Linked DNA regions of Homo sapiens: region 2 is linked to region 1. A link is a loop called in an ENCODE intact Hi-C map of the cell type or tissue named here. Cell type or tissue: mammary epithelial cell. All regions are shown on one strand. Each heading gives the region's core, and the rest is flanking DNA. Links, peaks and the distances in the headings are about the cores only.

Region 1 (2,920 bases), core at 221-2,720:
GCTTAACTCTGAAATTTGTCTTTTTGACTTAAGGATATATTATGGACATCCCTTTAGGGTCATATTTATAGAATTGACTCATTCTTTTAAATTATACTGTATTTTATTGTATGGCTAAATTGAAATTTATTGGACCATTTTCTTATTGATGAAATTCAAGTGCTTTTAGGTTTTGTTCAGTTTTTAAAATTGTAAATGGACAATTTATAATTATATAGAACTATGGGGTAAAAAGCACTGTTATGATTTATGAATACAATGTGAAATAATTAAATCAAGCTAATTAACATACTCATCATCTCAAATACTTAACATATTTTGTGGTGAGACCATCTGAAATTTACTCTCTTAGCAATTTTGAAATGTGCAATACTCTATTCTTAACTAGATTCACCACACTGTGTAATAAAACTCCGAAAAAGAAAAAAGCAACATATTCCTCCTATCTAGCTGAAATTTTGTACCCTCTGACCATCAGCTCTCTGCTCTCTCCCCACCCCCTACCATCTGTAACCACCATTCTACTCTGCTTCTATGAGTTTCATTGCTTTAGATTCCACACATAAGTGAGAACATGCAGTATTTGCCTTTCTGTGCCTGTCTTACTTCACTTAGCATCATGTTCTCCAATTCCATCCATGTTGTCGCAGATAACAGAGTTTCCTTCTTCTTAAAGGCTGAATTGTATTCTATTGTGTATATATGCCATATTTCCCTTATTCACTCCTCTGTTGATGGACACTTAGGTTGATTCTATAACTTGGCTATTGTGAATAGTGCTGCAATGAACATGGGGGTGCAGGCATCTCTTTAACAAACAGATTTCACATCTTTTGGGTAAATACTCAGAAGTGGTATTGCTGGATCATATAGTAATTCTATTTTTAGTTTTGGAGACACCTCTAAAATGTTGTCCATAATGGTTGTACTAATTCATATTTCTACCAACAGTTCACAACAGTTCCCCTTCTGCCACGTTCTTGCTGACATTTATTATCTTTTGTCTTTTTGATAAAAGCCATTCTGACAAATCTGAGATATATCTCATTGTGATTTTAATTTGCATTTTCCTAATAATTAGAAATGTTGAACATTTTTCCACTTACCTGTTGGCCATTCGTGTGTCTTCTTTTGAAAAATGTCTATTCTTATGTATTTTTTTTAAAATATGGTCATAGCAGAAAATAACTTCAGTGTTAAACCACAGTTATCTCTGGGAGGTTGAATATTGTGTAATTAAACATTTTTAATTTTAAATTGTATATTTTTCATGTTTTCTATACTGAGTATCTTTCTTTTAGAATCAGAAAAATGTACAAATAATTTAAAACAAACGCCTTGAAAAATGAACAATCTTACCTAGTATTCAAAGAAATGCAAATTAAAATGTTATTTTTGTTTCTATCTCAGTAAATAAGGAAATATGGAGTAAAAGAGTAATCTTCCTGCTGAGCATGTTTTGCGGTTGCCAGCGCTGCCCCGGGTGTGTCTGGAGGAACACTCCCTGTTGCCTAACAACTGCTGTAATGTAACGGAAATAGAAGCACGATGCCACACATCCCTCAGAAAACGACTTGGCCCTTGGCCCTCCTGTGGATGAAGAGTATATTGAAGAGAAACTGGATATTTCTAAATTTGCTAAGACTCGCTTTTCTCACTTGCTCTCAGATCACACTACTTTTGAGTAGCCCAAAATTTTGTTGCCAACTCAGCAAGTTAAGCAAACAATATTACAAATCATGTTGAAACTGAAGTGGTCCCCATGGGCCAGTGAGTACGGTGCAGGTGGAGAAAAAATTAGCTGCTGAGTTAGGACAAACTGCTCCAATTTTGAAGGCACAAATGGGCATCATCTTGGGCCCGGGTACTACCCAAGGTGGACCTCTCAATCAGGCTCTTATGCTCCCAGGTGTAGTTGTTGGGTGAACTCTCTCCCTGGATGCTCAGGGACAGCATCTCAGAGAGAGGTGAATGGAAAAACCATGAGACCCTGTACACACTCTAGGTGCAATGGATTACAAGGGTTGATAGCTCTTCTTAGTAACCGAAAGCCTATATGCTCCATCTTTCTTGATGGCAAGGTCCCTGGGAAGGAGACATTCTCTTAGAATGTCATTAAATGACCATAGAATAAGCATGAAGTGAGTGGAATTATGTGGAAGGGATTCAGCATTTTACCCAAGCACTGGGCAGCCCCTGGGTGTGGCTGTCCCTCCACAGTGGCCTGTCTGTCTAAGTCTTGACCCACCCACCCAGATCCTCTTGGAAGCCACTGATAGCATTTGCCTCTGGGAATTCTGCAGCCTTTGCTGATGAGTCTCAGTTGACACCATCTATCATTGCAGATACAGATGTCTCCAAAAGGCAATTGCCAAAGGCTGTGCCACACAGCACACACCTGTCCATGTGCAGATTGATTCTGTTAAACTCTTCAGCTATCTTGTGGGCTGCTTTTCCCTGCCTCATTATCTGCCTGCAGACCTTCCTTCTGTGTTCTCTGCTCTTAGAGGTCAGATTGATCTGTATTTTTATCAAGATGAGGAAGGAGATGGTAGACTGTGAATCAAGGATCTACCTCTCCCAGTAATTCACTGTGGCATCTTGGGGCACCTGCTGGCCCTCTCTGAGCCTCCATTTTCTTACCCACGAAATGTGGATTTGGACCCAGTTATCTCCAACCACCCAAGAGTCTGTGATTCTGCTACTAAGAAAAGCAAAAGGCAAGTACAAGATAGCATGTGTTTAGTTGCTGGGGAAAGCTCAGTCTAATATTAAAAATAATAAGTATAAAAATAATCACCACCATTCACTCGAGCTTGCTTTGCCAGTTCTGCACTGTGATCTTTGCAGGGGTAATCTTACTGAATCCTCTGCTCCAACCCTACCAGGTGGGAACTACTTTTATCTTTATTTTTCTGAT
Region 2 (2,920 bases), core at 321-2,820, 130 kb before region 1:
TTGAGCATGAGCATGTATTTCTCTTTAAGTTTGTAGAAATGTTGGAAAAGATCCCCTACACTGAGACATCTTCCTTCCACTGTCTTATCCATGCCCCTTGACCTGATGGGCTGCTGGCTATGCTTCAGTGTTAGCTGCTCATCATTGTTTTGTCCCATTTACAGGGATCATCTTGTGTCATATCTTAGAAGGCCACCTGGAGGAAGCTGAGTACCGGCTGGAATTCCTGAAGGAGGTGCAGAAGTCCCTTGGGAAGTCTGAGGTCAGAGCTCCCTGGGGGTATGGGTTGCTCCAGGATGATGTCCTCTGCTGTCCTCCCACCCCCACTTTCCAATAGAAAGCATGCAAGGTGGTCTGGACCTTCACTTTGCCCTTGCCTACCAAATCTGCCCAGGCTGACATTGGCACTGAGACTCGGTCCTCTCTTCCACAGGTGCTAATTTTCCTCCAAGCCCTCCTGATGTCCAGGAAGCACAAGGGGGAGGAAGAGACCACAGCGCTCCTGAAGGAGGCAGTGGAGCTTCACTTCTCCAGCATGCAAGGCATCCCTCTTGGCTCTGAGTACTTTGAAAAGCTGGACCCGTACTTCCTGGTCTGCATTGCTAAGGAGTACTTGCTCTTCTGCCCCAAGCAGGTTAGGGGAAGGCCTGTCTTCATGGTGGGGGTCTGGAGTACAGGTTTGGATGGTGCCCACCTGAAGGACAGAGGCAAGGACCTTACTTGGCCAGTCACAAGTAAGGATGGGGTGAGCCTTGGGCAGCTGGGGAGCCCAGTGCTCTTCAAACTTGAACATACAGCACACAGGTCACCTGGGAGGTTGTTCCAGTACAGATTCTGACTCTACAGGGGGGTCTAAAACCCTGCATCTCTAACAGGCTCCCAAGTGATATGGATGCTGCTTGTCTAGGGACCACACTTGGAAGAACAGGGCACCGGCCCATGGCCCTGCCTTTATCCGAGATGAGAATTTGGCTTCCTTTTCCGCAGAAGCCCCCTAAGAAGTATGTTAGTCTTTACTTGTTTGTCCTGCTCTTCCAGCCAGTCAGGATTCTTTGTGACCAAGGATCATATTTTTATACACCTTAATATCCCCCCAGTGCCTTGTAATGAGTCATTCAGCAAATATTTATTGAGTGCATTACTACATGCCAGATACCATTCTCGGTACTGGGGACACAACAGTGAACAAAACAAAGTTCCATAGCCTGGAGCTCGTGCTCTAAGCACTAGGTGATACAGAGGATAATAAATAAGTGTGGAATGAAGCAAAATTCCTTCACTGAGAGCATTTTCTGAGAGCTCCAGGAGTCTCTCTTAGAATAGGGCAAACCTACTCCCACCTCCACCGCCGTGTTCCCACAGCCCAGGTTACCAGGCCAGATCGTGTCTCCACTTCTTAAACAAGTCGCCGTGATCTTGAATCCTGTAGTCAAAGCAGCACCAGCTCTGATCGACCCCCTGTATTTGATGGCTCAGGTCAGGTATTACTCAGGTGAGCGGGGGATCCTGACAGCCGGGTGGGGCCTTGCAAACACCTGATGTAGCTTTGTGTCTGCAGGCTCCTTGCCTAGGATACTACACACACACACACACACACACACACACACACACACACACACACACTCTCCTTGCCTGGGGTACTACGCACACACACACACACATGCATGCTCCTTGCCTGGGGTACTACACACACACACACACACATGCATGCTCCTTGCCTGGTGTACTACACACACACACACACACACACACGTATGCACACACGTGCACACACACACAGGCACATGATCCTACAGGCCTGCCCACTCCCAGCCTCCATTCCCTAGTAAGCTTCCTGACCTCTCACCAGCAGGGGTCTCTCCCACCTAGGCCTTTGTGGATTTACTCATTTGATCTGTGCTGGTAATAGTTATTGAACTTCTTCTGAGATACAGTAGTACCAAAAATAGGCAAAAATTCCCTCATGGAGCTTGCATCTAGTAAGGGGAAATTGACAACTGAATACAAGCTCCACGAGGGAGCACATCGTATTTTTTTGCTAGAACATGGTAATGCTATGGAAGAAGCTGAAACAGGGAAGTGATGCAGGGGTGGCAGGGTTGCGGTTTTGAAAAGGTATCCAGAAAGAACTTGTGGAGAAGTGAGAACCCTGTACCATGAGGCCTTCAGAGCCTCCAGGGGCCCTTTCACCTTCTCCCTTCTCAAGGCCCAGACCCTGGAGAGAAAGGGAAGGAGAGGGAAACTCTTCCATGGGTGCTCTATTGTCCTATCTGATGCAGAGTCCTCCCCTGAAGTACTGTCTCCCTGTGGCCTCTCACCCAATCCTGCCTGCCTGGAAACCAGGCTGATCTGTGGTGTTCTGGGGGTGTCCAAAGGGATCAGAATACTGTGGCCATTTGTCTGTCTTCTGGCATTGCATCGTGTGGGTTGCACTCCTGCTGAGAGCTTTCCTGTCTTCATCCTTAGTCCTCCCTATGTTCATTTGGGTGCCAGGTTTCCCCACAGCTTCAAGGTATCCTGGATACAAGGCCAGGGTGAGAGAACTTCCCCTGGGTGCCGGCATCTGCCAGCAGATTTGGGCCCAAAGCAGTCTCCAGCTGTGTAGGTTGCCATGGTGACCTCTTCACATTTCCACAGCACATAAGAAGGAGCAGGGAGCTTGGGACCCAGAAACAGGTGCTCCCTACCCACCAGGTTATGGATCCCAAGTAGGAGTTGTTGAGAGACCTGACTGCGAGGGAAGAGAGTGCCCCTACCAACTCATCACACCCAACCCCTAGGCTGCTGCTACCACCCTGAAAGTGCCAGCCTGTCTGCAGGGAGGCCCCGCAGCCCTCAAGCCCCAGGGGGTTCAGAGCTGAAGCTCAGGAACCCAATAGGCCTGGACGTAAATGCCAACTTCGCCCCTTCCAAGCCGAGT

What was found. Hi-C counts contacts between places; a loop is a spot of excess contacts. Peaks named below come from ENCODE experiments on the same cell type or tissue, not always from the same donor. Only the 100,000 strongest peaks of a DNase experiment are listed, where the experiment ranks them.
Region 2: a loop joins it to region 1, with 11 times the contacts of the local background. A loop is called at or near these places in 4 of 110 quality-filtered maps.

The regions. Positions count from the first base shown.
Region 1 is chr3:39,259,582-39,262,501 of GRCh38, forward strand. No RefSeq gene overlaps it. Among named protein-coding and RNA genes, the nearest start is that of CX3CR1, 19 kb to the right of the region's middle. In mammary epithelial cell, for the core only: a CTCF peak has its summit at 1,592; a DNase peak (open chromatin) is centred at 1,530; H3K27ac peaks cover 609 bases.
Region 2 is chr3:39,124,899-39,127,818 of GRCh38, forward strand. TTC21A (tetratricopeptide repeat domain 21A) reads left to right here. Exons shown (of 29, transcript NM_001366900.1): 10 at 165-262; 11 at 434-634; 12 at 1,363-1,492. Among named protein-coding and RNA genes, the nearest start is that of MIR6822, 12 kb to the right of the region's middle. RefSeq lists a silencer at 445-620. In mammary epithelial cell, for the core only: CTCF peaks have their summits at 498 and 1,851 (motif pointing right); no DNase peak of the experiment used is centred there.